2 separate regions of the Homo sapiens genome follow, and region 1 is linked to region 2. Evidence: chromatin loops called from intact Hi-C (ENCODE). Cell type or tissue: heart right ventricle. All regions are shown on one strand. Each heading gives the region's core, and the rest is flanking DNA. Links, peaks and the distances in the headings are about the cores only. Region 1 has its middle 500 kb from the start of SYT4. Region 2 overlaps LOC105372088 (a long non-coding RNA gene).

What was found. Peaks named below come from ENCODE experiments on the same cell type or tissue, not always from the same donor. Only the 100,000 strongest peaks of a DNase experiment are listed, where the experiment ranks them.
Region 1: it touches region 2 in a loop (4-fold over the local background); 5 of 110 quality-filtered maps call a loop at or near these places.

The regions. Positions count from the first base shown.
Region 1 is chr18:43,768,214-43,778,946 of GRCh38, forward strand. No RefSeq gene overlaps it. Among named protein-coding and RNA genes, the nearest start is that of SYT4, 500 kb to the left of the region's middle. In heart right ventricle, for the core only: a CTCF peak has its summit at 4,782; a DNase peak (open chromatin) is centred at 4,898; H3K27ac peaks cover 565 bases.
Region 2 is chr18:43,830,643-43,841,375 of GRCh38, forward strand. All of the region lies in intron 2 of LOC105372088 (a long non-coding RNA gene), which reads right to left. It also overlaps the pseudogene RNU6-443P. Among named protein-coding and RNA genes, the nearest start is that of SYT4, 560 kb to the left of the region's middle. In heart right ventricle, for the core only: no CTCF peak of the experiment used is centred there; no DNase peak of the experiment used is centred there.

The DNA of each region.
Region 1 (10,733 bases), core at 1,080-9,079, 62 kb before region 2:
CCTTCAATACCTAGTTTATTGAGAGTTTTTAACATGAAGAAATGTTGAATTATATTGAAGGCCTTTTCTGCATCTATTGATATAATCATGTGTTTTTTTGACTTTAGTTATGTTTATGTGATGAATCACATTTTTATGTTGAACCACCTTTGCATCCTGGCACTTACTCTAAAATCGATCAGATAATTGGAAATAAAATACCCCTCAGTGAATCCAAAAGAAGTGAAATCATGACAAACAGTATCTCAGACCACAGCATAATCAAATTAGAACTAAAGATTAAGAAATTCACTCAAAACCACATGACTATGTGGAAATTAAACAACCTCCTCCTGAATGACTCTTGGGTAAATAATGAAATTAAGGCAGAAATCAATAAATTATTTGAAACTAATGAGAACAAGGAGATAATGTACCAGAATCTCTGAGATGCAACTAAAGCTGTGTAAGAGGGAAATTTATTGCACTAAATGTTTACATCAAAAAACTAGAAATATCTCAAGTTAACAACCTAACAATCTAACATGATCTAAAAGAACTAGAGAAACAAGAGAAAACAAAGCCCAAACCTAGCAGAAGAGAAGAAATAACCAAAATCAGAGATGAACTGACAGAGATAGAGACACACAAAACCCTTCAAAATATCAACAAATCCAGGAGCTGGATTTTTTTTTTTTGAAAAAATTAGTAAAATAGATAGAATGCTAGTTAGACTAACAGAGAAAAGAGAGAATCAAATAAACACAATCAGAAATGATAAGGGGGATATCACCACTGATCCCACAGAAATACAAACAACCATGAGAGAATAGTATAAACACCTCTATGCACATAAACTAGAAAATGTAGAAAAAATGGATAAATTCCTGAACATATACACCCTCCCAAGACTGAACCAGTGAGAAATTGAATTCTTGCATAGACCAATAATGAGTTCTGATATTAAGGTAGTAATAAATAGCCTAACAACCAAAAAAAGCCCAGGATCAGACAATTAACAGCTGAATTCTACCAGAGGTAGAAAGAAGAGCTGGTACCATTTCTACTGAAACTATTCCAAAAAATTGAAAAAGAAGGACTCCTCTCTAACTCATTCTATTAAGCCAGCATCATCCTGATAGCAAAACCTGGCAGAGATATTACAAAGAAAGAAAACTTCAGGCCAACATCCTTGATGAACATTGATGTAAAAATCCTCAATAAAATACTGGCAAACTGAATCCAGAAGCACGTGAAAAAGCTTATCCACTATGATCAAGTTGGCTTCATCCCTAGGAAAATAGTTAATCTTAATATTTACAAATTAAAAAGAAAAAACTTAGAAGGTCAAGGACCCTGGGAAAGAATGCCGTTTGTGACAAGATAAGCTGACCAATGTACACCAACGTATAAAACAATCTCACTGAAAGGGATATGAGAAGAGGTACCAGTCTAAGTGATTTTGGAGATAAATGGAATCTGCAACATTAAAGGCAAAATGAATGCCACAATAAGCAATAGTTGGCAAAATTGTTTCTCATGAGGATAAAGGTCAAAAAATGTGCTACAATACATGTATACTATAACTGAACAATTAAGTAAATGGATGGCATATGATGGGAACTATATTCTTAATGTTTGAGTAGAAATTTGTAAATAAACAACAAAGAAAATGACTAACATGATCTATGTGGTATCAGATTAGAATGGGAGACATCAGTAAGAAACCATGTTTAACTTAATATGCGTCCCTAATATATATGTGGGTTAGTATTGCTTTTTACTATTAGATGGCAGCAACTAAAAAATGTCACCCCAATAGCAATGAGCACACCTAATACCTAGATCTTGGTTTCTATCTCATCTCCAGTTAAAGAAAATAGAGTTTCCTAAAGAAACATCTGATTTGGGGACTGGAAGAGGAAATACTTAAGATGAACCTAGGGAATCTTGTAGTACCATAAAATAAGGAAGCAATACAATAGTAACAATAATCCACAATAATAAGGGTACATCAAAGTGACACAGGAGTCAACTAAAAGCTTTTGATGTCCAAAGACGGAACAGTTTGAGTATCAAAATAAAGTAGTGTTGGATTTTAACCTAAAGTATAAAATAAATCTTTATGATTTCATATTAACAAATGAATTAACAAATTAATAAATGGGGGAGAAGAGATAAATCTCTCATGTTGAATTCCAAATAAATTATGTAGATGTTTCACCCTAAGAAAGGGGGAGCATAACATCCCACTCCTTAAGTGTGAGCTAACATAGTGACTTCCTGCCAATGACTGCAGTATGAAAAGTGTGTGGGGGGCAGCATAATTTTACAGTGGAGACATCTGACAAAAATTACTTCAGTCAGGACCATGGTCAATATCAATAGTCATAAGTGATATTGTTTGTACCCTTGATATGTGATAAAAATGGCACTTTACTCTGTGATCTTCGTTTCCCAACTATAACCCCAGTTTAATAATGATAAAAAGCATTAGAAAATTTTTAATATAGAGGCGTGCTAAAAGAAACTTAGTCAAAACTCAAAACTTCCAATGTTAGAAAAAACAAGAAACATGTTAGTGGAAGAAGTAGCTGCAGATGTGGAAAAATAGGAAGAGAATTAGGAGGGAAGCCTGAAGATGTTATTAAATTGCTGCAACCTCATGATTTAACTTGAATAGATGAAGAGTTGCTTCTTAAGAATGAGCAAAGAAAGTGGTTTCTTGAAATGAAATCTACCTGGTGAAGATGCTATGGACATTGTTGAAATGACAAACAAAGGGTTTAGAATATTACGTAAACTTAGTCAATAAAGCAGTAGCAGAGCTTGAGAAAATTGACTCCAATTTTGAAAGAAGTTTTTTTGTGGGTCAAATGCTATCAAAGAGCATTGCATGCTACAGAGAAATTTTTTGTGAAAGGAAGAGTTAATAAATGTGACAAACTTCATTGTCTTATGTTAAGAAATTGCCAGTCACCTCCAGCAAACACCACCCTAATCAATCAGCATCCCTCAAAATGGAGGCAAAACTCTGCCACCAGATGTTCTGTAGCATTTTTTAGCAATAAAGTATTTTTTCATTAAAGTAGGTAGATTTTTTTAAGACATAGTGCTATTGCACACTTAATGGACTATAGTATAATGTAAACAACTTTTATATGCACTTGGAAATCAAAAACTTTGTGAGACTCACTTCATTGTGATGTTTACTTTATTGCATTAGTCTAGAATCAAACACATAATATCTCTGAGGTTTGCCTGTAATGAGGGTTCGGAGCACCCTACCAAGCTAAGCTATCTAGACTAGAAGAGATGTTAGACAAGATTAGGGGAATCTAGAATGGGTAGTAGGGTGGGAGATCAAGAGTATTTATTAGAAGCTCATGACCATTTGTAGTGACAGGGACTATATGGTTCCCTACTAGCCCTCCCAGAAACAAAATCAACAGGAATCCTAGAGCAGCTGTTTCCAAAAGAAATAAATTTAAATGATCAAGTAAGGAATTAGAGTGTAAGGAGTAGACTGTAGTCAATGACTGTGGTAAGCCTCCCTGGGCTGACCAGATATGCTCTCAGGACTGACATGCTCATTTCTTAGCTACTGAGAGAGGTGGCTTCTAAAGGCACATGGAGCATCCCTTTCTGGAAATTGCCCTCATCCAAATGGAATTGCTTCTCCTAAGATTGCATATTCTCCTTTAAGACAGGCTTTACCCTACCATTGGTTAATACTTGGTACGTAGGCCTAGACTCTCATCTCAGTTCAGGCTGTCTCTGCAGTGCTATTCTTATGGGATTGACTAATGCTGCTGATGTGACTTCATCACAATTCACCTTCTTCTGATGAGCAGCCCTTTTTCTCTAACACAATCCCAAAAGTCACTGCTATCGTTTGATTGTATGTGTTCCTCCCAAATTCAGATTTTGACACATAATCCCAAATGTGATAGTATTAAGAGATGAAGCCTTTGGGTGGTGATTAAGAGAGGTTTCCACCTTCATGAATGGCTTTAACAACCTTATAGAAGGGCTGGAGGGAACTAGCTAGGTCCCATGTGACGGCACAGCATTCTTTTTTTTCTGGAGGATGGATGCAGCAACACGATGCCATCTTGGAAGCAGAGACCAAGCCCTCACCAGAGAGTGACCTTACCAATGCCGTGATATTGAACTGCTCATTCTCCAGAACTGTGAGAAACAAATTTCTGTTCTTTGTAAATTACCCAGTCTCAGGTATTTCATTATGGAAGCAGAAACAAATGAAGACAGTCAACTACACACAAATCTTAGTCTTAAATTTTCTAGGTAATCTGACATATGTCAGTGAATTATACTTCAATAAGAACTCAAGTTTCAAAAGGAAAATATAATGAGATGATTTGATTATAAAAGAGTAGCTCATATCACACTAATCATTTACCAAGAACAATCACTTTATTTCAGGCACATAGAAGACCAATCTTACCATCCTACTTGCAGGCACCAAGGAGCATGACTTAATAAAATGAACTAAGGACTCTTCATTGATAGATGCATTAAATATTTATTAGAACATGCTATGTGTATAAAGAAATACTGTTGAAATCACTGATATGGGTTTATCAGCAAAGGTGGGTAATTTTCTCCAGGACAATCTGATACAATTCTGTTACTTGTTCTGGACAAGCTTCCAGTCTCTGTGTTCACGTATAGCTGCTGCTTATATAAATTCCTCCAAACAATGACTATTGTCTAAAAGCTGCTCCCAATTTGCAGGTAAATTTTCTGTTTCCCAGAATACCTAATGTAAGGCTTGTTGTCACCTAGAGCCTGGAATGTGTACTGTTGGTCACTTCACGGAACATTCCACACCAGTGGACAAAATTACTCTGGCCCCTGTTAGAACTGACAGCTGTGGGGATTCTGGGCCAAATGTCACTTTGCTTGTGGGCCAAGAGCTGGAAACTTGGAACAGAAAGAAGAAGCTGGTTTGTATCAGGCTGATGTTTAGAACACCCTTCACTCCTCCTGTCATCACAGGGACTTTTCTGGGTCTGAAGTGTACTCCCTGAATATACTGCATTCAGTCAGCCAGCAGCAAACTTGGACAATTAGCAATTTTTTCCTTGATTACTTTTCATTTTTTGTTTTTGCTAATTTGCCCCATTTTGCAACTACTTTTTTTCCCTGGTATCCTTTCATTTTCTTCCTTTTTCCCATAGGCCACATAACTTATTAAAATTATTTGCACCTGTTAAAACAGAAGCACTGTGCTTGGGATCTGAAGGTAGAAATATAACCCATAAATGATTGTTAAACCATATGTTGCATGAATGGGACAAATCAGTAACCCCTCTCTTCGTCATCTTTGTTCAGAGGGAGATTAAAAAAAAAAGAGACCTGGCAGTATTAATTCTGAGCAGCAAAGAGCAACCATTTCCAGTATGAATGGTTTCTCTTGTAATTGCAGGCAGGCCTTAAGTGGGCAGGAGAAAGCCAAGAGCATTTAAGCACCATAATGTGGAAAAGAGTAGAGGGAGGTACAGGAATAAGAGGCCTATTTTTCCTAAAGGATAAGCAAGTAACCTTGTAAGCCATACTGATATTAGTTCTTCCATAGAGAATTGTCCTACGTTGTCTCCAAAGGAAATTCATGTTTGTTTTGGGTTTTGTTTGTTTGTTTTTTATGTAGGGAGCAAAGTTCTCTCTAAGGAATTCAATAATGAGTTATCTGAGCTGGAATGAAAACATTCATATCCAAATTTATTCATGGGTGTAGAGCAATCTCCCTCAGAATCCTGTGGTCAATTGCTCAAGGGTTAATATAAGGCACATTTTGTGTTTAAACGGAAAGGTGCCATGGGACCAAATCGTTTTTGTGATTCTGGGCTTAGTGAAGTACTGGAGAATCTCAACATTGGGCAAAAATCTATCCATGTGCTTTCCATACACTGTCACTGTAACACCCTCAGAGACTTGCCTATCTTTCCAACAAAGCTTACCATACATCACCTTGGCCTGAGGGGCTTAATTTATCACAATATACCACATTTTCTTGCCAACTTCAGAAAATAAAAAGTACCCATCCTTCAGGTGAATTACATTAAGATATAAATTCGCATTATTTATCAGAGGCCAAGTGTCCTATCGCTTTGAGACCTGCTGGAGAAGAAGCATATTATAAGAAGCAGCAGCATGTAGAGTTTCTCAAAGATCTTCCTTACTCACCTGGGTCCAAAGAAAGAAGAATGTTATAAAACAATGATGCAGGATTTTTTGTTCCCTAGCTCAGTTAGGTTCAGGTTCTTTTCTCACCACCAAAGAAATAGGCATGCAGACATTGAAGAGTCAGTGGAGTAGAACTCATTACGTGAAAAGGAAAAGCTCTCAGCAGAAAAAAGTTTCTTGAAAGCAGGTTGTCAGTTGCCCCCTTCACAGTTGAATACAAGGGCTTTTACATAAAAGCTGTTAAGGCTGGGTTCCCTGTTTGTATAGAGCGCAAATTCCTGGTGGCTCCACCCCATTCTCCCAGTGTTCTTGAAGGCCCTTTGTCCCCTGCGGGCATGTTTAGGCAAGCCCCCTATGCAGGTTCCCTTATCGGAGGTTCTACAGGGACCCTTCCCTTACTGTCTGCCTAAAGCAAGCTGGCTACCTCCTTTCAGTGACATGTAGAGTATGATTACAGATGTATACATAATATTATATATGCGGAGAAAAACACACTAGCGGATTCATGAACATGCCAGTTATCTGAAACTTAAAGTGTTCAAATTTGAGTTTTCAAAACCTTTCTCATATATATATACACACACAAATATAAGCATAGTTAAATCAACAAATTATATAAATGATATCATTATTAAATAATACCATCTTTTATGGTATAATATGTTATATGAATTATCTAAAAATGGAATCTATTTTCCCACAGTCTTCTCCCTAAGTTAATTACAGCTCTGTCCTTCAGGTTTTTAGGCCCAACACTTGAAGTCACCTTTCCTTTGCCCTATCTTTAATTCTCTTCATTCAAACCATGAAAGAATATCATTGTCACTGCATTTAAAATATTGCTGGGATCTGATCTCACTTTAATATCTCCACTACTACTGTCCTTTCCTGTCTCCTACATGAGCCTCAAAACTGCTTTTCCGCTTAGATCCTTGTCTTTTCTGTCTATTCTTAATTAAAGCAGTCAGAGGAAACATTTTTCTGAAGCCTGAAAACTTACAGGACTATACAGAGAGCCTAGGTTAATCTAACTTAGACAATGGGCCTCAGTAACCATTGCTCTAATAAAACCTCTTCATTTCCTACATTAGGAGGGCACGGTTAGAGACACATCTCACTCAGCAAATTAATGGCCCTGTGTGTCCTGGGAAAGTTTCTTCTGACCTGGCCTAGGTGGTTTTTCAAAAGATGTCTTATCCACCTGAGCTTGGAGTAAAGAGCTACAAGACTCATGCCTTGATCACGCTCATCAGATTGTTCTGCTCTTAGAGTCAGGGTAACTCCTGACTAAGATATCTTGGGAATCAGCCTCTTTCTCTGGCATGAACCAGTAAGTATTTTTACAAAACTCATTTTTAAGGCTATCTATGTCTATGTGTGGAGTCCAGTGTAGTGACCCAAATAAGATGCAGCTGGCCTTGGAATTCTTACAAAATAAGAATAGTCCACACTCTTGTAAACTATAATAATAATAAAAATGCAAGGTCTTTTACGAATATGTAGCATTTCTGAGTGGGGCTACCTGTTACCCAAGAGAAACAGGGAGCCACACCCAAAATGTCAATAAAATAGCTAAAGGAGGATTCTACTTTGATCTGACTCCCTTGACGCATTTAAGTAGATTTGATGCTGAGAAGAAAAGACTTCTCTAACTTAGATCTAAAAGGAAACTTTCACACCATTTAGTCCAGTATTCTCACCCAAATGATGACGATATGAGGCCCAGAGAGCAAATTAACTTTTCCAAGTTTTCTGCACAAGTTAAAATTGAACAGAGCCTAGAATTAAGCTCTCAGGTTTCAGTGATTATTCCACCTCCCAATATAGTGAGAACTGGAAAGAATTTAGTTATAAGTGGAATTTTACAGAAAATCTCTACAAATTCCTTTGGTTTCCAATTATAACTTTAGCTTTTTAGTCCCTTCTTATGAATCTATGACCTCTTATATAACAGTATTCAAATAAAGTACATAATTGAATCAATTCTTTCAGAAATTTATTTTTCATTCAATAGCTTCTAGATATCCATATTTTATACATATTTATCTCCCACATAGGTAGACATATAATAAAACTGTACTAAAACTAAAAAATTAAATAATTCTTTCCTCTTGGTATTTCTGATGTCTTTCCAATGGCCTCAAACTGAGTTTTTAAGTCAATTTGGTTAGTCATTTTTTTTAATATGAATGCCATGTTTCAGGTATTTTTTCATGCCAGTCTCACTTCATTCCTTTTCCTAATCTATCTCAGAAAGACCCTTTTGTAACATCATAGGCTTGAGGTGCTATACATAAGCTGAGATTCTGGATGAGTTTTGGGGTGAGTTCAAGGGTGATGTGGTGTTGGCCTGTGTGCTGCATGTAGTTATGCTTCCAAAGGAAGCATCTAGGGATTAAACCAGACCAATACAGACAGAGAGATTGCTAAACATATGCCATATATTCAAATCGTAGTGGAAACTCTTCTAGAAGGGAAGACAGAAGCAAGGACAGAGAAAAAAGGCTAAGCCCAATGGTTTAGACCAGGATCTTGAAGTGGTCTATATAGTCTCTTCTACGGGTGGTGGTAATTCAGTAATATACTTGTAGCCTATCATACTTTTTAACTTCTTCTATTAAAATTGTAAGACATTATAAGAAATAAACATGCATAATATATAGAAAACTCAAATTGCCCTAAAAATGTCAACTTTTAAATATAACAGGGAATTTTCTCATTCATTACTCCTGCCAAAATGTCACTTAGGAAGGAAACAAGTGAAAAGTCAATGTTGACTTTCTCAGCCACCACCTCATAAAGCTATTTCTTCTCCACTGAAATTCCTCTAAACATTGGCTGACTTGTTATAGAAGTATGAATTAATGGGAATTAAACATCCACTCTTTCAATAAAGACTAATAGGTAGGTGTATTGCCTAACAAATTGTAACTTAACGTTACATAAAGGCATTTAAGATCTCGAGTTTAAATGTACTCATTATTTACAAATTGTTTTCAAGATAACCAGATAACAGATTAGGACATCTATTTTGACTCAGATCACTTGGTGATTATGGGCCTCCAGGACAAATTATTTAACATCCTAGTACCCACACTTTCCATTTTTAAAATCATAGAAAAGGGTTTTCCTAGCTTCCAATGTTTAACCTCATATATTTTAAAAAGTTTGCATGCACGATTGGTGTAGTCTTATTTTTATTCAGTGTTACAAGTAAATAGCTTAGGAAGTGATTGAACAAAAGGTCTAAAAACAAGTAAGTAGGTAATGAGGTTAAACTAGTTAATTCAAGTGGACACAAAGACAACTTATTTCTTATAATGGGATAGTACTAACAATGGGCCATTCTAAATACAGAGTACGAACAGTGTCTGTCTGTCATTTGGCTTTACAATCTTCTTTTCAAATTGCTAACAAATGGCTAGGTTTGGACCAGCAGAAGAAAGAGCTTGAGACGGAACCTGGCATCTGCTCTGTAGATAAGTCTATAGAAGATGGGGATAATTGTTTTTTCTTCTTTCCCATAGCCCTTCTGCAGGGTGAGTTCTTGTTTGTTTTGGGAAAACAGGACTATTAAGTAATTTCAGACTGGAGATGACCTTTATCCCTGTGTTTCTTTAATGTGCATATTCCTCTTGCCAAGAACTTGCAATTTGCTAGAGGAAAAGATGAGTTTTCTTGTTTCTTTTTAGGGTTATTGTTGTACTCCAGGAAAGGGAATATAAATTCTAAGCTTTTCATAAATTACTATGTACTTTACTCTTCACAATTTCATGCATTACCATGTCACCAGGTTGGCTTAGAAAATATCCATTTGAGTTAGGCCCAAATGTTTTATGCAGGAAAGGGAAACATTGGCCCCACTTTTAAATGAAAGCACATGCTAACTAATATAGTGTATGAAACATCTGCATAATGTATTATATAGGATCATAGACTCTGTGATGAGAAATTCAGATGACAGGACAATATGAACCTGTCTAAAGACTTATCATCACTGCATAGCAATTCTAAGAAGTTATAGGGCAAAACGCTTATATTTATGATATGAGTTAATAAAAACACATTATTATCTTCTGATTATAGTACCTTCATGGAAAATCAGTATAATATAAAGTGTGCTTTTGTTCATTCTCTCAGCAGTAAAAGACACTTGGTGGGCACCTTCTTCCAATCTGACCACCCTGGTGTGTGCTGCAGATAATTGATCTTTTCTTCACCCCTGTAGGAATCACCATTTTCTCCTCCTTCACCAGAGACAGGTAGGATACCCAGGACATCTTGCCATGCTGTCAATTGTCATTTCCACCACATAAGGAAAGAGAAAAGCCAAGACTGGGCTTTAAATTCATTTACAGGCTTATATATGGCTTAGTTTTATTTTTTTTCCAATAACTATAACTACTTTATTGGTCTGATAGAGGTCAAAACATGATAAAATCACCACCATAGCTTTTTGCCCTGAATCTCACCTCCAGAGAAAACACACAGGCCAGGGTGATTTCTCTCTTCAATAGAAAATGTAACCAGAGATGAAACTAGGT
Region 2 (10,733 bases), core at 940-8,939:
TACTTCAATGTTTATGAGAGTGTTCTGGAAGGAATTTTTTCTCCAATATATAAGAATTCAGCATGCCTAGCAGAGAGGATTTGGTAAGGGGCAGAGAGAAGCATTTTTTGTCATTATGTTAATGTACCATCCCAGCTTCACTATTGATGCCAACAGCCCTCAGGATGGGAGGTTTTCTCTCACTCCCAGGTCAATTCCTCTGCGTGTGTTGCACAGAGAGTCCCCTTCAACAGGGAGCCTTGACTCGTGAACATAGACCTATATACGGGGCCATTCCCACGCACATAAGAAACAGTAATCTCAGGACTGTTTCCTATTTTTTATATTTCAAATCCAGGCTGTGGGTTTTTCAGTTGGAGCTATTTGATTTCATTCAGGGACAGCAGTGTAAGGGAAGCTGGAAAACTGTTCCACCAGGCTTCAAGCATATGCCTGGATTTGTTTACCATAAACAAAGTCTTCTCAGTGACTGTTACTGTCACCATAGCAACAAGATTGAGGTTACATCTATCAACAAAGCACCACATAAGGCGAAGGCGAGCAGTTAATAAAGAAGAGCAATGATAATTACACAGCCGCCGGCCGCCAGCTCAAACACGGAGGCCTTTTTTTTTCCCCCAAATTCTAGTTCCATTTTCAATGTAGACATGGAAAGTATAACTCAAAAGGCATTGGATGCCCATTCCTGGAGTTGTCTGGGAGATGAAAAAATAAACAGCTGGAACTTCTTCACAGATCTTAGCTCCATGGCATAACTCTATTAGTAGGTTTACTTACCTCAGTAGGGTAAAACTGCCTCATTAATGATTAAGAAAAAGAAATCAGAAATGTCTGTGGAAAAATCAATTTCTGATTTAAAATACAAATATTAAAACAAAAACCCAGAGATCAAGAATGGGCTTACAGAGGAAAGTGAAATTAAATGGACATAATTTCCTGTGCTCTTCATTGAGATGAGTAGGTTTAGGTGAACAGGCCTCCACCTATGCACATTTTGGGCAAGATTTCATTGGCTATTTGGGGTCTTTTGTGGTTCCGTGCAAATTTTAGGATTAAAATTTTTATTTTACTCTACATTCAAAGGGTACATGTGCAGGATTCTTCCATGGATATATTGCCTGATGCTGAGGTTTGGGCTTCTAATGATCCTAACATCCAAGCAGTGAACATAGTATCTGATAGGTGGTTTTCCTATCTTTCCCCCTTCTCTCCCTCTCCACTGTTAGAATCCTTAGTGTTTATTGCTCCCATCTTTGTGTCTGTGTGTACCCAATGTCTAGCTCCCATTTATAGTAAAAACATGCAGTTTTTGGTTTGCTGTTTCTGTGTTAATTCACTTAAGATAATGGCCTGCAGCTGTATTCATGTTCCTGCAAAGGATATGATTGTGTTCTTTTTTATAGCTGCATAGAATTCCATGGTGTATATTTACCACATTTTTAAAAATCCAATCCACTGTTGATGGAAACCTGGGTAGATTTTATGTCTTTGCTATTGTGAATAGTATTACTATAAAAAAAGTGTGCAATGCTTTATGAATTTGCATATCATCCTTGCACAGGAGCCATGCTAATCTTTTCTATGTTGTTCCAATTTCAGTAGATGTGGTGCCCAAGCAAGCAAAATTTTAGAATTTTTTCCCTATATCTATGAAAAATGACATTAGAATTTTAATAAGGATTGCACTGAATCTCTGGATCCCTTTGGGTAGTATGGACATTTAAATATTAATTCAATCCATGAAAACAAGATGTCTTTCCATTTATTAATATTTGTGTAATCTTTAATTTATTTCCTCAGTGTTTATTGTTTCTGGTATAAGGCTCTTTCACTTCCTTGGTCACGTTTACTCCCAGTAGCTTATTGGTTTATTTATGTTTGATGCAATTGTAAATTGAATAGATCCCTTAATTTTTTTCACATAGTTCAATTTTGTGGCTAAATCATCCTTTCAGCTTAATATAATCCACTGTTGCTAACAAAGTAATTGTTTATACTCCAAAATATCTAGGGTATCTTCAGAGACCCTCTGCAAGCTGCTATGACTCATCTATACTCAAATGTCTGGGAAATCTTGGTCAACCTTATTCCCCAACCCTAATGATCATATTGTAAAAATACATAGGCCAATAACCTATATAAAACATAAAGGCCAGGGACCTAACTGGACAAAAGATGGTTTTTAGAGTTGCCTTGAGAACCTCTTACCTCACCTATCTTCCAGTGGTGCCTCTTCCCAGCTGCAGTCTTATCTGAACACTCTTGTTTACCAAAGATTAAGCCTTGAATATGCCTTTTAGATACACAATAGCCATACTTCCCAGCTTCCCAGAACACTTCTCCAGACAAGGCGTAGAACATGCCATGAACAGGTAAACATGACAGTCATGAAAGAGATTGAAAGTAATTCTGGGTCTGACATAAGGAGCACTTGGGAAAATTTTAACATTCTGATTCCTAATCATATATATATATATAGAGAGAGAGAGAGAGAGAGAGAGAGAGACAGCCATCTTAGTTATTCCCAGGACTTCCTTTGATGTGGGGAACTCATCCCACTTACAGCCTTGGTTCTGTTACTTTCCCATTTCTCCAGCTGGCGTGACTTCACTGTGTCTCCGGGGTGCTGTACCTACTGTAGCTTTTCTGAAAAAATGTAGGCGGATTTGTTTTCTTCTTCTCCCCAAAATTCCCGCATTAATCATCAGCCAAATTTGATAAAAAATTATTTTTCTTTTTCTTTTTGTTTTTAAGCAAAAGCATTTAAAATAAAACTTGCTAAGATGCTATGGAAAAATAAATAATAAAAGGAAAACATCAAAGCAAATTGCAGTTTTCTGATTCTGTGATGACAAGTGACCTAAATAGTGAGGTATTCAGACTCCTGGTTCATATTCGACTCCTGATGAGTTGAGTCCTGGTACAGTCTATCTAGAAAAATCGTCCTGTAGAAATATTTTTTGGTATGTGAGACTCTATTTCTTTACTCCTTGCCCTAAACAAGCTCTGGGGATTGACCACCTGTTACATAAGTTCTTGCTGCAATGGGCATTTAGGGGCTTCTCTAATTATCAGCCTCTGGGGGCAGAAATACTTTAACTGTCTCAACATCTCCCACCACTTCCAGTTTCAGGTCTGCACCCACTGACATCATTGTATATTACTTTTATCTGGAAATCTCTAGTTCGTGCCCTTAGAAATACTAATGTAGGCCTTTACCATTCATTTATCTAAGCTAGAGTCCTGTTATATATCATGTTCCCTTTCATATGGCTCAGGTCACTAACATTCTTAAAATATACTAAGGTTACTTTTCAGCTAGGAGTAGCTGCTGCCCTTGGAAAATTCCTTCAGAATTGTAGGTTAAAAGCATTATTAATATTTTTCCCTTTTTGTGGCTTCTCTTGTCCGTCATTAAATCTTCTCTGATGAATATATGTATAAATATTCTTTATTCTGATAAAGTTAATTTTATGAGTTTTTCCTCTGTGATTATTTTAGTGCCCTGTATTCTCCCATATTATCTTCAAGAAATTTCATTATTTTTCTTTTTCACTTTAGATTGACAATAAATCGGTATTTGATATTTGTGAATGTATGAGTAGGGGTCAATTTTATTATTTTTTCATAGGAATAGTTGACTGTCCAATCATATTCATTAAAAGACTGTTCATTTTATACTTCGCTGCAGTGTCACGACTGTCATCATAGGTCCATATTATCATTGTCCTGTTTCTAGACTCCATTTATTTGGCCTTTTGTTATTCTTAGCTTAACTGTATGATGATCTAATTTCTGTAGATTTAAAAGTATTGATATCTAATATAAAATGCATTCACTCAGTTTTTCCTTTTTAAAGGCTTTTTCAACTCTTCTTGGCTCTTTCCATTATCACATACATTTTAGAATCAGTTCATTAAGTTATAAGATACACACACACACACACACACACAACCCCCAGAAGAAAAAGCAAACTTTCACAATATTGATTGATATTGAATCAAATTCATAGATTGGTTCAGAGATAATTCACATTTTTCATCCTTTTACTATGATTGTCTCCTATTTATTAAAGTTTTTGTTTGTGGCAATAATATTTTTATAGTTTTCTGTTTAGAAGTCTTGTATATATTCTGTTAAATTTATTTCTAAGCATTTGATTTTTTTCTGATTATAAATGGCATTTTGAAGATCATGCTTTCTTATTTTTCATTGCTTGAATATAAAAATACAATTTTTTTAAAAAAATATTGACTTTGTAACTACAAATCTTGCTATACTAATGTGTCAGTTCTGATAACTTATCTGTAGATTCTGGTGAATTTTCTTGTGGATTATATCTTCTACAAATAATGACTTTTTTTTTGAGAAAAAGTCTCACCATGTCGTCCAGGCTGGAGTGCTGTGGCATGATCTTGGCTCACTGCAGCCTCGATCTTTTGGACTCAAGCAATCCTCCCAGCTTAGCACCTCAAGTAGCTAGGACTTTGGTGTGCATTGCTACGCCTGACTTACTTTTTTTTTCTTTTTGTTGAAATGAGGTATCCCTATGTTGCCCAGGCATGTCTCAAACTCTTTGGCTTTTATTTAGGTTTTTTCATCCTGAAAAAGTTATTTATTGTTTTGTTTTGTTTTTTTTTTTTTAACTAAGATTTCCAGAACAATAGTGAGTGAAAGCATTTGTACTGGGAATTCTTGTCATTCAACATTTTATTATTACACATGATGGTTGTTGTAAATGATTTTTCTACTTATATTTTATCAGATTAATGTAGTGTTCTTCTGAATTTAGGATGCTAGCGCATTTTTTTAATCATTACTGTGAGATGAAATTATTTAAAAAATACTTTAGGGGTGTTCCAAGATGGCTGAATAGGAATAGCTCCAGTCTGCAGCTCTCAGTGTGATTGATGCAGGAGATGGGTGATTTCTGACTTTCCAACTGAGGTACTTTGTTCATCTCACTGGGACTGATTGGACAGTGGGTGCAGCCCACAGAGGGTGAGCTGAAGCGGGGTGGGGCGTCGCCTCACCCAGGAAGCACAAGGGGTCAGGGGATTCCCTTTCCTAGCCAAGAGAAGTTGTGACAGAGTACTTGGAAAAATGGGACAATCCTGCCAAAATACTGTGCTTTTCCCAAGGTCTTAGCAACTGGCAGGCAAGGTGATTCTCTCTTGTACCTGGTTCAGCAGGTCCCACGCCCATGGAGCCTTGCTCACTGCTAGCACAGCAGACTGAGATTGATCTGCAAGGCTACAGGGTGGCATCCTGGCTTGGGGAGGGGTGTCCACCATTGCTGAGGCTTGAGTAGGTAAACAAAGCAGTCAGGAACTGAACTGGGCAGAGCCCACCACAACTCAACAAGGCCTACTCCCTCTAGACTCCACCTCTGTGGGCAGGACATAGCTGAACAAAAGGCAGCAAACAACTTCTGCAGACTTAAACATCCCTGTCTGACAGCTCTGAAGAGAGCAGTCATTCTCCCAGCATGGCGTTTGAGTGCTGAGAACGGACAGACTGCCTCCTTAAGTGGGTCCCTGACACCCTTGTAGCCTAACTGGGAGACACCTCCCAGTAGGGGCTGACAGACACTTCATATAGGTGGCTGCCCCACTGGAATGAACTTCCAGAGGAAGGATTAGGCAGCAATATTTGCTGTTATGCAGCCTCTGCTGGTGATACCCAGGCAAACAGGGTCTGGAGTGGAACTTCAGCAAACTCCAACAGACCTGCAGCTGAGGTACTTGACTGTTAGAAGGAAAACTAACAGAAAGGGATGGCATCCACATCAACAAAAAGGTCATCTACACCAAAACCCCATCTGTAGGTCACCAATATCAAAGACCAAAGGTAGATAAAACCACAAAGATGGGAGAAACAAGAGCAGAAAAGCTGAAAATTCTAAAAATCAGAGTGCTTCTTCTCCTCCAAAGGATCACAGCTCCTCGCCAGCAACGGAACAAAGCTGGATGGAGAATGAATTTGACAAGTTGACAGAAGTAGGCTTCAGAAAGTCAGTAATAACAAACTTCTGCGAGCTAAAGGAGGATGTTTGAACCCATGGCAAGGAAGCTAAAAACCTTGAAAAAAGATTAGACGAATGGCTAACTAGAATAAACAGTGTAGAGAAGACCTTAAATGACCTGATGGAGCTGAAAACCATGGCACGAGAACTTCGTGATGCATACACAAGTTTCAGTAGCCGATTCAATCAAGTGGAAGAAAGGATATCCGTGATTGGAGATCAAATTAATGAAATACAGCGACATGAGAAGTTTAGAGAAAAAAAGAGTAAAAAGAAATGAACAAAGCCTCCAAGAAATATGGGAATACATGAAAAGACCAAATCTATGTTTGATTGGTGTACCTGAAAGTGATGGGGAGAATGGAACCAAGTTAGAAAACACTCTTCAGGATATTATCCAGGAGAACTTCCCCAACCTAGCAAGGCAGGCAAACATTCAAATTCAGGAAATACAGAGAACACCACAAAGATACCCCTCGAGAAGAGCAACCCCAAGACACATAATTATCAGATTCACCAAGGTTGAAATGAAGGAAAAAGTGTTAACGGCAGCCAGAGAGAAAGATCGAGTTACCCACAAAGGGATTCCCATTAGACTAACAGCAGATCTCTCAGCAGAAACTCTACAAGCCAGAAGAGGGTGGGGGCCAATATTCAACATTCTTAAATAAAAGAATTTTCAAACCTGAATTTATGAAGAAACTAAGCTTCATAAGTGAAGGAGAAATAAAATCCTTTACAGACAAGCAATTGATGAGAGATTTTGTCACCACCAGACCTGCCTTACAAGAGCTCCTCAAGGAAGCACTAAACATGGAAAGAAACAACCAGTACCAGTCACTGCAAAAACATGCCAAATTGTAAAGACCATCGATGCTATGAAGAAACTGCATCAATTAACGGGCAAAATAGAAAAAATAATAATGGTAGGATCAAATTCAGACATAACAATATTAACCTAAAATGTAAATGGGCTAAGTGCCCCAATTAAAGGACACAGAGTGGCAAATTGGATAAAGAGTCAGGACCCATCAGTGTGCTGTATTCAGGACACCCATCTCACGTGCAAAGACGCACATAGGTTCAAAATAAAGGGATGGAGGAAGATCTGCAAAGCAAATGGAAATCAAAAAAAAAAAAAAGCAGGGGTTGCAATCCTAGTCTCTGATAAAACAGACTTTAAACAAACAAAGATCAAAAGAGACAAAAAAGGCGATTGCATAATGGTAAAGGGATCAATTCAACAAGAAGAACTAACTATCCTAAATATATATGCACCAAATAAAGCAGCACCCAGATTTATAAAGCAAGTTCTTAGGTCCTACAAAGAGACTTAGACTCCCACACAATAATAATGGGAGACTTCAACACCCCACTGTCAATATTAGACAGATCAATGAGACAGAAGGTTAACAAGGATAGCCAGGACCTGAACTCAGCTCTGCAACAAGCAGATCTAATAGACATCTACAGAACTCTTCATCCCAAATCAACAGAATATACATTCTTCTCAGCACCACGTCACACTTATTCCAAAATTGACCACATAGTTGGAAGTAAAGCACTCCTCAGCAAATGTAGAAGAATAGAAATCACAACAAACTGTCTCTCAGACCACAGTGCAATCAAATTAGAATTCAGGATTAAGAAACTCACTCAAAACTGCACAACTACGTGGAAACTCAACAACTGTTCCTGAATGACTACTGGGTAAATAATGAAATGAAGGCAGAAAGAAAGATGTTCTTTGAAACCAATGAGAGCAAAGACACAATGTACCAGAATCTCTGGGACACATTTAAAGCAGTGTGTAGAGGGAAATTTATAGCACTAAATGCCCACTAGAGAAAGAAGGAAAGATCTAAAATCGACAGGCTAACATCACTATTAAAAGAACTAGAGAAGCAAGAGCAAACAATTTCAAAAGCTAGCAGAAGGCAAGAAATAACTAAGATCAGAGCAGAACTAAAGGAGATAGAGACACAAAAAACCCTTCAAAAAATCAATGAATCCAGGATCTGGTTTTTGAAAAGATCAACAAGATTGATAGACCGCTAGCAAGACCAATAAAGAAGAGAAGAGAGAAGAATCAAATAGATGCAATAAAAAACAAAAAAGGGGATATCACCACTGATCCCACAGAAATACAAACTACCATCAGAGAATACTATAAACACCTCTACTCAAATAAACTAGAAAATCTAGAAGAAATGGATAAATTCCTGGACACATACACTCTCCCAAGACTAAACCAGGAAGAAATTGAATTTCTGAATAGACTAATAACAGGCTCTGAAATTGAGGCAATAATTAATAGCCTACCAACCAAAAAAAAAATGCAAGACCAGAAGGATTCACAGCCTAATTCTACCAGAGGTACAAAGAGGAGCTGGTACCATTCCTTTTGAACCTATTCCAATCAATAGAAAAAGAGGGAATCCTCCCTAACTCATTTTATGAGGCCAACATCATCCTGATACCAAAGCCTGGCAGATACACAACCAAAAAAAGAATTTTAGACCAATATCCCTGATGAACATTGATGCAAAAATCTCAATAAAATACTGGCAAACTGAATCCAGCAGCACATCAAAAAGCTTATGCACCATAATCACATCGGCTTCATCCCTGGGATGCAAGGTTGGTTCAACATATGCAAATCAATAAACGTAATCCATTTCATAAACAGAACCAACAACAAAAACCACATGATTATCTCAATAGATGCAGAAAAGGCCTTTGACAAAATTCAACAGCCTTCATGCTAAAAACTCTCAATAAACTAGGTATTGATGGAACATATCTCAAAATAATAAGAGCTATTTATGACAAACCCACAGCCAATATCATACTAAATGAGCAAAAACTGGAAGCATTCCCTTTGAAAACCAGCACAAGACAAGGATGCCCTCTCTCACTGCTCCTATTCAACATAGTGTTGGAAGTTCTGGCCAGGGCAATCAGGCAAGAGAAGAAATAAAGGGTATTCAATTAGGAAATGAGGAAGTCAAATTGTCCCTGTTTGCAGATGACATGATTGTATATTTAGAAAGCCTCATCGTCTCAGCCCAAAATCTGCTTAAGCTGATAAGAAACTACAGCAAAATCTCAGGATACAAAATCAATGTGAAAAATCACAAGCATTCCTATACACCATTAACAGACAAACAGAGCTAAATCATGAGTGAACTTCCATTCACAATTGCTTCAAAGAGAATAAAATACCTAGGAATCCAACTTACAAGGGATGTGAAGAACCTCTCCAAGGAGAACTACAAACCACTGGTCAACGAAATAAAAGAGGACACAAACAAATGTAAGACTATTCCATGCTCATGGATAGGAAGAATCAATATCATGAAAATGGCCATACTGCCCAAAGTAACTTATAGATTCAATGCCATCCCCATCAAGCTACCAATGACTTTCTTCACAGAATTGGAAAAGAACTACATTAAAGTTCATATGGAACCCAAAAAAGAGACCGCATTGCCAAGATAATTCTAAGCAAAAAGAACAAAGCTGGTGGCATCACACTACCTGACTTCAAACTATACTACAAGGCTACAGCAACCAACACAGCATGGTACTGTTACCAAAACAGATATATAGACCAATGGAACAGAACAGAGGCCTCACAAATAACTCCACACATCTAGAACCATCTGATCTTTGACAAATCTGACAAAAACAAGAAATGGGGAAAGGATTCCCTATTTGATAAATGGTGTTGGGAAAACTGGCTAGCCATATGTAGAAAGCTCAACCTGGATCCCTTCCTTACACCTTATACAAAAATTAATTCAAGATGGATTAAAGACTTATATATTAGACCTAAAACCATAAAAACCCTGGAAGAAAACCTGGGCAATACCATTCAGGACATAGGCATGGGCAAGGACTTCATGACTAAACACCTAAAACAATGGCAACAAAAGCCAAAATAGACAAATGGGTTCTAATTAAACTAAAGAGCTTCTGCACGGCAAAAGAAACTACCATCAGAGTGAACAGGCAACCTACAGAATGGGAGAAAATTTTATCAACCTACCCATCTGACAAAAGGGCTCATATCTGGAATCTACAAAGAACTCAAACAAATTTACAAGAAAAAAACAACCCCATCAAAAAGTAAGCAAAAGATATGAACAGACACTTCTCAAAAGAAGGCATCTATGCAGCCAACAGACACATGAAAAAATGCTCATCATCACTGCTCATCAGAGAAAGGCAAATCAAAACCACAATGAGATACCATCTCACACCAGTTAGAATGGCAATCATTAAAAAGTCAGGAAACAACAGATGCTGGAGAGGATGTGCAGAAATAGGAATGCTTTTACACTGTTGGTGGAAGTGCAAGTTGGTTCAACCATTGTGGAAGACAGTGTGATGATTCCTCAAGGATCTAGAACTAGAATTACCATTTGAACCAGCAATCCCATTACTGGGTGTATACCCAAAGGATTATAAATCATGCTACTGTAAAGACACATGCACACATATGTTTATTGCAGCACTATTCACAATAGCAAAGACTTGGAACCAACCCAAATGTCCACCAATGATAGGCTGGATTAAGAAAATGTGGCACATATACACCATGGAATACTATGCAGCCATAAGAAAGGATGAGTTCGTGTCCTTTGCAGGGACATGGATGAAGCTGTGAACCATCATTCTCAGCAAACTAACACAAGGACAGAAA